Regions from separate parts of the Homo sapiens genome. Here region 2 is linked to region 1. A link is an interaction called in ENCODE POLR2A ChIA-PET data of the cell type or tissue named here. Cell type or tissue: PC-9. All regions are shown on one strand. Links, peaks and the distances in the headings refer to the core of each region. The heading gives the core; the rest is flanking DNA.

Region 1 (4,390 bases), core at 123-4,122:
TTTCACCATGTTGGCCAGGCCAGTCTCAAATTCCTGGCCTCAGGTGATCTGCCTGCCTTGGCCTCCCAAATTGCTGGGATTACAGGCATGAGCCACGGCACCCAGTGTTGAAATTTTTCTTTCTTTTTTTTTTTTTTTTTTTTTTTTTGAGATGGAGTCTCGCTCTTGTCCCCAGGCTGGAGTACAATGGCACGATCTTAGCTCAATGCAACCTCCACTTCCTGGGTTCAAGCGATTCTCCCTGCCCCAGCCTCCCAAGTAGCCAGGACTACAGGTGCCCACCACCATGCCCAGCTAATTTTTTGTATTTTTAGTAGAGACAGGGCTTTGCCACGTTGGCCAGGCTGGTCTCGAACTCCTGACCTCAGGCGATCGCCCACCTTGGCCTCTCAAAGTGCTGGGATTACAGGCGTGAGCCACCATGCCCAGCCGAAATTTTTCTTAAGAATAAAACGTTTTTCTCCTCTTTTAATACAGAATACCTTTCTTATGAGTTTTCTAAAAGTACGTTAAGCAAACCAAAACAAAAGGAGGTGGGTAATGTACCTGAAGAAACTTAGCCAATTCAATTTTTGCAACCTCAGAAGCATGTTCCATTTACTTCTTGGAACTAACTGTGGTCCCACCATAAATTGAACCAGATACACTTGTTCTAATGTTATCTCAACTTTGCAGGCAGATTGTAACCCAGGGTTGGTTTAGTTCATCTATTTCCTAGTCCATTAATCCACTGCTCTTGCTGTCTCAGCCGTGTGGGCATTCTTTCAGTTGGAACATACAGAGGCTGCTTTCTCCTCCAAAAGCTTAAAAGCAACAAAGCAAGAAAGAGAGAAAAAGCAAGAAAGCAAGAAACTGAGAAAAAGCAAGAAAGCAAAAAAGCAAGAAAGGGAAAGCAAGCAAACACAGCTTCTACCTCTTCCCTTATAGAATCAGAGCCCCTTGAGAGTGCCTACAGGATCTACTTAGAAAGGTTATTTTGCAAATGTCCCATTAGCTACGGCATAATACAGCTCTCCTCCAGCAGAAAAGCTCTGCTTTCTGGGAGTCTGTTCCCTCCTCAGCCTAATGGATTCTGTCAGGGGCAGGATGTGGCTTTTGCCATCACGGGCCATAAAACCCAGGAGTAATGGCTGCAGTGATGGCGGCCTCCTGCCGGCCCATCAGCACGGGAGTTTGACGGTGAGGAGGAGAGAAAGGAAAACTGGGAAAAGTTCTGAATGCTCAATAACTTTTCAGAGGTAAGATGAGGGAGAGAGAGACCTAGAGCCATAATTGCAGAAGCCTCTTGCAAAATTTAATTAAAACTTGGGCAGAAACAAACACCAGAAACAAGTGTCATTCATCAACTTAAACCGCCAACTAAGGTAAACACTGCCACAAACTCAGGAAAAGAAAGGGAGGAGAATGGAACGAGGGGTGATCACTCTAGATATCAAGCAAATCAAATTACCCTGAAGGCCCTGCCAGACACATGCATTAATCATTGGTTATCCCAGCTGCACACCTGTATGGAGAGGAGAACTTGGCGTCCTCAAATTGACTCTGGCTGGCAAAGTGGGAAAGCAGAAGGACAGGGTGGCAGGCCAAGGGGAACCCAATCCAGAAGTGGCCACGTGGCACCCACGGCTCTGCACTGGCCAGGTGGAAGAAGGAGGAACCACGTAAGATTCAGGCGAGGGCGTACAATCATCCCCAGCTTTCCAGTCTTGCTTCTTGTTTTCTGGAGCCTATGTAGCTGGACAAACCTGCTGAGCTGCAACGTGAAGCAACTTTCCCCGGGAGGGGGAAGGCTTCAGGGTGAATCCAAGCCAACTCCAGGGATAACAGAGTGGGAAAGCAAGTTGAGCTTTCAAATCCTTTATGTGGCTGGTTTTCTTCTCTCGTGAGATTCAGCATTTAGTAGGAGGGAGACGGGGTAGGGTGGGGTGGGGACAAAGTGAGCCGTTGACTTTGTTTCCTGGGTCACAGGCTTTGTACACCCACAAGTCCCGAGGGCAGGTCACAAGCTGAAATCTTCTTACTCCAGAGAGAGGAGGCTGGAGAGCAGCTCAGCCATCCAGGCTGGGAGCTATTTGCACTTGATGAGCAATTTCAAGTGGGAACCATCAGAGTGTGTGCCTGTGTGAATGCCAGAGTGCATTTAGAGGGAACAAATGATTTATTATCGGGGCCTCAACAAAGTTACATTCGAAAAGGGAGGGAGCCTCTTATTCCCCTCCTTATCATTAAAACCTTAAAGAGGTAGAATCCATTTGGTCTCTTAAGCCAGGCTGGAAGGGAGTCACAGCTAATCAAGCAGCCCGCTCAGCTCCTTCAGCCCTTCTTTGAGTACAACAATATGTATAAACTGGCAAAAGGGACTACAGACTGCTTTGATGTTAAACAAAGAGGAAAACCTCCAAAACACGGTAAAAATTGTATCTCTGTTTAACTCTTCCGCGTCCTTTCTTCAGCACAAATTTAAGACACGTACAGCTAGGCTCCAGGGAGAGGTACATAATGAAAAATTATCATTTCAGATACTTAGATCCAAGTATTTTGTAGCAAGAGAAAATGTCCAGTCTCCTCTTCTGAATTACTTTCTCTGCTTACGTTTTTTTGTTTGTTTTGTTGTTGTTGTTGTTTTTGAGATGGAGTTTCACTCTTGTTACCCAGGCTGGAATGCAGCGGCATGATCTCGGCTCACTGCAACCTCCATCTCCCGGATTCAAGCAATTATCCTGCCTCAGCCTCCCGAGTAGCTGTGATTACAGGCACCTGCCACCAAGCCCGGCTATGATTAAATATTACTTCACTAATAACAAATACTGTGCTCTGGCCAGGTGCAGTGGTTCACACATGTAATCCCAGCACTTCAGAAGGCTGAGGCGGGAGGATCACTTGAGCCCAGGAATTTGAGATCAGCCTGGGCAACACAGTAAGACCCCTGTCTCTACAAAAAATAGAAAAAATTAATTGGGCATGGTGGCGTGCACCTGTCCTCCCAGCCACTTGGAAGGCTGAGGCAGGAGGATCACTTGAGTCCAGGAACTCAGAGACTACAGTGAGCTGTGGTCGTGCCACTGCACTCCAGCATGGGTGAAAGAAGGAGGCCCTATCTCAAAACTAGATAAATAAATAAAATACTGTTTTTTGAGCAGTTTCTGGGGCCTGATACTACAAGAAGAGCTCTACGGTGACCACCTCATTTAATCCTTCAATAACCCTGTGAGATCCATATTGTTGTCTCACCTTAAAACTGGAGGAATAGACGAGCTAAGGGACATGCCTAATATGTCCCAGCCTATGATAGAGAAGTGTTCTTTTTTTACTTGAGACTGAATCTTGCTGTGTCACCCAAGCTAGAGTGCAGTGGCACAATCTTGGCTCACTGCAACTTCTGCCTCCCTGCAACTTCCGCCTCCCAGGTTCAAGCGATTCTCCTGCCTCAGTCTTCCGAGTAGCTGGGATTACAGGCGCACACCACCATGCCCAGCTAATTTTTGTATTTTTAGTAGAGATGGAGTTTCACCATGTTGGTCAAGCTGGTCTTGAACTTCTGACCTCAGGTGATCTGCCCACCTTGGCCTCCCAAAGTGCTGGGATTACAGGCATGAGCCATCACGCCCAGCCTAGAGAAGTATTCTTTTTAAATTTGTAATTCATTTGAAATGGATTTTTTTTTTTTGAGACGGAATTTCGCTCTTGTTGCCCAGGCTGGAGTGCAATGGCACGATCTTGGCTCACCGCAACCTCCGCCTCCCGGGTTCAAGTGATTTTCCTGCCTCAGCCTCCCAAGTAGCTAGGATTACAGGAGTGCACCACTACGCCCAGCTAATTTTGTATTCTTAGTAGAGACAGGGTTTCTCCATGTTGGTCAGGCTGGTCTCAAACGCCTGACCTCAGGTGATCTGCCCACCTTGGCCTCCCAAAGTGCTAGGATTACAGGCGTGAGCCATCACGCCCTGACAAAATGGAATTTTTCTAAAATATATTGTATGCTTCCAGGGCTTACAAAAGAAAATTCCTAGGAAATGTCCAGAGGAAATGATCCCTGGGCAGGTTGGAATTCCAGCCTTTAGGTCTTCAGGGATGCCAGGGAAGGAGAATCTGTTGTGAACAAAGACCACAAATTGCTGCCTATGTGGAGAAGAGGAGCACGTGCCGGCGCAGCCGGACAGAAGGAGAAGTCAGAGGAGTTGAAGGTTGGAGGTTTGGTGAAGTAAAAGAGAGCACTAGGAAGGTTTTCAATCACTATAGGTTGAAAACCAGCCATGGTTCAAGAAGGAAGAAGCTCATAAGATTCCGGCATACATATTGTCCCACTTCTCCTTGGTAATGATGGGGTTCAGGACACGCTATCACACAATATGGCACCTTGGCACATCAGAGGCAGAAAGGTCACTCTCTC
Region 2 (4,390 bases), core at 182-4,181, 100 kb after region 1:
CATCATTTTAGAATATTAAAAAGTCTGATAAGAGAATTTGATTAGTGTTTTTTTTTTTTTTTTTTTTGAGACAGAGTCTCACTCTGTCTCCCAGGCTGGAGTGCAGTGGCATGATCTCAGCTCACTGCAACTTCTGCCTCCTGGGTTTTACGCCATTCTCCTGCCTCAGCCTCCCGAGTAGCTGGGACTACAGGCATGCACCAGCAACGCCCGGCTAATTTTCTTGTATTTTTAGTAGAGATGGGGTTTCACCATGTTTGTCGGGATGGTCTTGAACTCCTGACCTTGTGATCCACCCGCCTCGGCCTCCCAAAGTGCTGGGATTACAGGCATGAGCCACCGTGCCCGGTGAGAATTTGATTAGTTTTTGTCCTCATTTCAAGGAAGGCCACTTCCAGAATGAGGGCAGAAATGAAGTACGTCTTAAAACAAAGGCTAGGAGCAAAAGAGGGAATGGAAAATACAAACTAATTGGGAAGCATTCTGTGTACACACAGCCACATGCATGACGCTGGGTTTATGGCATGACTCTTCCATTTTCACCAAAGACACCTTTCCTAGGGCTGCCACAACAAACTACCACACACTGGGTGGCTTCAAACAATAGAAACTTATTCTCCACAGTTGTGGGATCCAAAAGTTCCAAACTGAGGTGCCAGCAGGGCCACACTCTCTCTCCTAGCTTCTGGAAGTTGCTGGCAATTCCAGATTTTCCCTGTATTTTCCCTGTATTACAGCTGCTTACTCCAACCTCCGCTTCTGCCATCACACGGCTTCGTTGCTCTCTGTGTCTGTGGCTTCACGTGGCCCTCTTATTTCTGTGTCGTCTCTGTGTCTCTTCTCCTCTTCCTACAAGGACACTACACATATTAGATTTAGGAGGTCCACCCTAAATCATCTGAATATAGCTTTATTTTATTTTATTTTATTTTATTTTATTTTATTTTATTTTATTTTATAAGACAGAATCTCAATCTGTTGCCCAAGCTAGAATGCAGTGGCGTGATCTTGGCTCACTGCAGCCTCTGCCTCCCAGGTTCAAGCGATTCTTGTGCCTCAGCCTTGCAAGTAGCTGAGAGTACAAGTACGCACCACCACGCTTTTTTTTTGTTTGTTTATTTGTTTGTTTGTGTGTTTTGAGACCGAGTCTCGCTCTGTCGTCCAGGCTGAAGGGCAGTGGCACAGTCTCGGCTCACTGCAGCCTCTGCCTCCAGGTTCAAGCTATTCTCATGCCTTAGCCCCCTGAGTATCTGGGACTACAGGAGCATTTTTTTATTTTTATTTAGTTTGTTTATTTATTTGTTTGTTTGTTTTTTGGAAGGGAGTCTCTCTCTGTCGCCCAGGCTGGAGTGCAGTGGCACAATCTCAGTTCACTGCAGCCTCTGCCTCCTAGTTTCAAGTGATTCTCCTGCCTCAGCCTCCCAAGTAGCTGGGATTACCTGTGCGTGCCACCATGCCTGGCTAATTTTTGTATTTTTAGTAGAGATGGGGTTTCACCATGTTGCCCAGTCTGGTCTCCAACTCCTGAGCTCAGGCAATCCACCTGCCTCGGCCTCCCAAAGTGCTAGAATTTCAGGCATGAGCTACGACACCTGGCCTGAACATACCTTAACTACATTTGCAATTACTTTATTTTAAAGTAAGGTCCAATTGGCAGGCACCAGGAGTTAAGACATCAACATGGTTTTGGGGTGAACATAATTTAACCTTCAACAGCACTAAATAGTTAGCCAGTTGACTAGTACCATATTTAATTGATCATCTACATAAGAGCTTCAGGACCTGTGGGTTAAATCTAGGCCAAAAAGAAAAATCTAGGCCAAAAGATATGGTCTCTTCACTCAAGAACTTGTAGGAGAATAGTTATTATAAAACAATTTTGAAGGCCATTATTGCTAAAAAAAATTCATATTAGTGCTGTTTATAAGGTTAAAAAATAGAAACAACCTAATTATCCAATTATAAGGTTTTATAAAAGTAGAGTGACTAATTCATCCTAGTTTGTACAGGACTTTCCAATAAAAGTTCTCTATCCCAAGAACCCTCTCCAACTGAGGCAAGTGGGAATGGTTGGTCACCCTATAGCAATGCAGTAGACTAACAAGCAATTTCATTTAAAAATATGCTAACAAAGATTTTTTTTGAGGATATAGGAAAATGTTTATGATATAATGTTAAGCAACAACAAAAAAAGCAAAATTCAAAAGGCTATAACCAGTATAATCTTAATCATGCAAATTACCAAAAAAAAAGTTTTTATAGAAAAATAACTGGTACAAAGTATGCTAAAAGGCTAACTGCAGTTGCCTCTATATAGTGGGATTTTAGAAAATTTTCTTTGATGCTTCTTTACACTTAAATAATGTACTTCCCAAATTTTCTCTCAGTGAATATGCATTGCTTAATCGGGAAAAAAATTAAAGGAAAAAACAAATAATACATTTCTGGATGGAAATTAGCCTCTTAGGCTGGGCACAGTGGCTCACGCCTGTAATCCCAGAACATTGGGAGGCTGAGGCAGGCAGATCACCTGAGGTCAGGAGTTCCAGACCAGCCTGGGCCAACGTGGCGAAACCCCATCTGTACTAAAAATACAAATATTAGCCGGGCATGGTGGCACATGCCTGTAATCCCAGTTACTTGGGAGGCTGAGGCAAGAGAATCGTTTGAACGTGGGAGGCAGAGGTTACAGTGAGCCGAGATTGCGCCACTGCAGTCCAGCCCGGGCGACAGAGCAAGACTCTGTCTCACAAAAAAAAAAAAAAAAAAAAAGGAAATTAGCTTCTTAAATTTCTACTACAATTACTCTCATTGAATAATTAAAATAACAGTCTTAATAAGTATTTACTATGTGCTGAACAATAGAACTTATTTTATCATTATTCCTTACTATAAAACCACTCTGCAATGAAGGTATTGCTGTGATCACCATCTTTCAGACGAAGAAACTAAGGCTCTCAGAGGTGACTAACTTGCCAGCTGGATAATGGACAAGCTAGGACTCCAGCCCCTCTCTGAACCACAATAGTACTCAGGAACCTTATCCATTTGATCAATGTCTGCAGCAGCACGTTCTAGTGTACCCCACTATTTCCCCAAGTGTTTCCTATGAGACTCCCTCAAGCTGCTGATGTACACAAATAAAAGGAAGTCTGAGTTGAAGTGGTTCATAGAAAAGTTCAGAAAAGAGGTCAAGCACAGTGGCTCACACCTGTAATCCTAGCAATTTGGGAGGCCGAGCCCAGTGGATCATCTGAGCTCAGGAGTTCAAGACCAGTGTGGTCAACCTGGAGAAACCCCGTCTCTACTAAAAATACAAAAATTAGCCAGGCATGGTGGTACACACCTAGAATCCCAGCTACTCGGGAGGCTGAGGCAGGAGAATCGCATGAACCCAGGAGGCAGAGGTTGCTGTGAGCAGAGATCACGCCCCTGCACTCCAGCCTGGGTGACAAAGTGAGACTCCATCTCAAAAAAGAAAAAAAAAAGTTATTTTTCTCACTCATTTGTATAAATATAATTATTACTAGTTTTTTATTCTTATTCTTTGTGCATTCCTTTGACATTTTTTTTCTTTCTTTCTTTCTTTTTTTAATTTTTGAGACAGAGTTTCACTCTTGTCACCCAGGCTGGAGTGCAATTGCATAATCTCAGCTCACTACAACTTCCACTTTTAGAGTACAAGCATTTCTCCAGCCTCACCCTCCTGAGTGAGTGGTTAGGATTACAGGTACCCGCCACCATGCTTGCCTAATTTTTCTTTTTTCTTTTTCTTTTTCAGCTGGAGTATTGCTCTATCACCCAGGCTGGAGTGCAGTGGCGTGATCTTGGCCCACTGCAATCTCTGCCTCCCACGTTCGAGCAATTCTCCTGCCTCAGCTTCCAAAGTAGAGGGGAGTACAGGCATCCGCCATCAAGCCCAGCTCACCTAATTACAATTAGGCCAAGTGCGGTGGCTCATGACTGTAATCCTAGCACTTGGGGAGGCAGGTGGATCACCTGAGGTCAGGAGTTCAAGACCAGCCTGACCAACATGGTGAAATCCCAACTCTACTAAAAATACAAAAATTAGTCAGGCATGGTGGCAGGTGTCTGTAATCCCAGCTACTCAGTAGGCTGAGGCAGGAGAATCGCTTGAACCTGGGAGGCTGAGGGTGCAGTGAGCTGAGATTGTGCCATTGCACTCCAGCCTGGGCAACAAGAGCAAAACTCTGTCTCAAAAAATTAATTAATTAATTGTGTTTTGTTGTTTTTCTTTGAGACGGAGTCTTGCTCTATCACCCAGGCTGGAGTGCAGTAGCATGATCTCAGCTCACTGCAACCTCTGCCTCCCAGGTTCAAGCGATTCGCCTGCCTCAGCCTCCCGAGTAGCTGGGATTGCAGGCACCAG

Evidence for each region. Peaks named below come from ENCODE experiments on the same cell type or tissue, not always from the same donor. Only the 100,000 strongest peaks of a DNase experiment are listed, where the experiment ranks them.
Region 2: POLR2A ChIA-PET joins it to region 1 with 9 read pairs; 5 of 35 experiments call an interaction of 5 or more read pairs at or near these places.

What each region holds. Positions count from the first base shown.
Region 1 is chr6:15,088,272-15,092,661 of GRCh38, forward strand. No RefSeq gene overlaps it. Among named protein-coding and RNA genes, the nearest start is that of JARID2-DT, 150 kb to the right of the region's middle. In PC-9, for the core only: no CTCF peak of the experiment used is centred there; DNase peaks (open chromatin) are centred at 1,740 and 2,020; H3K4me3 peaks cover 1,872 bases; H3K27ac peaks cover 2,390 bases.
Region 2 is chr6:15,190,993-15,195,382 of GRCh38, forward strand. No RefSeq gene overlaps it. Among named protein-coding and RNA genes, the nearest start is that of JARID2-DT, 52 kb to the right of the region's middle. RefSeq lists a silencer at 2,953-3,153. In PC-9, for the core only: no CTCF peak of the experiment used is centred there; no DNase peak of the experiment used is centred there.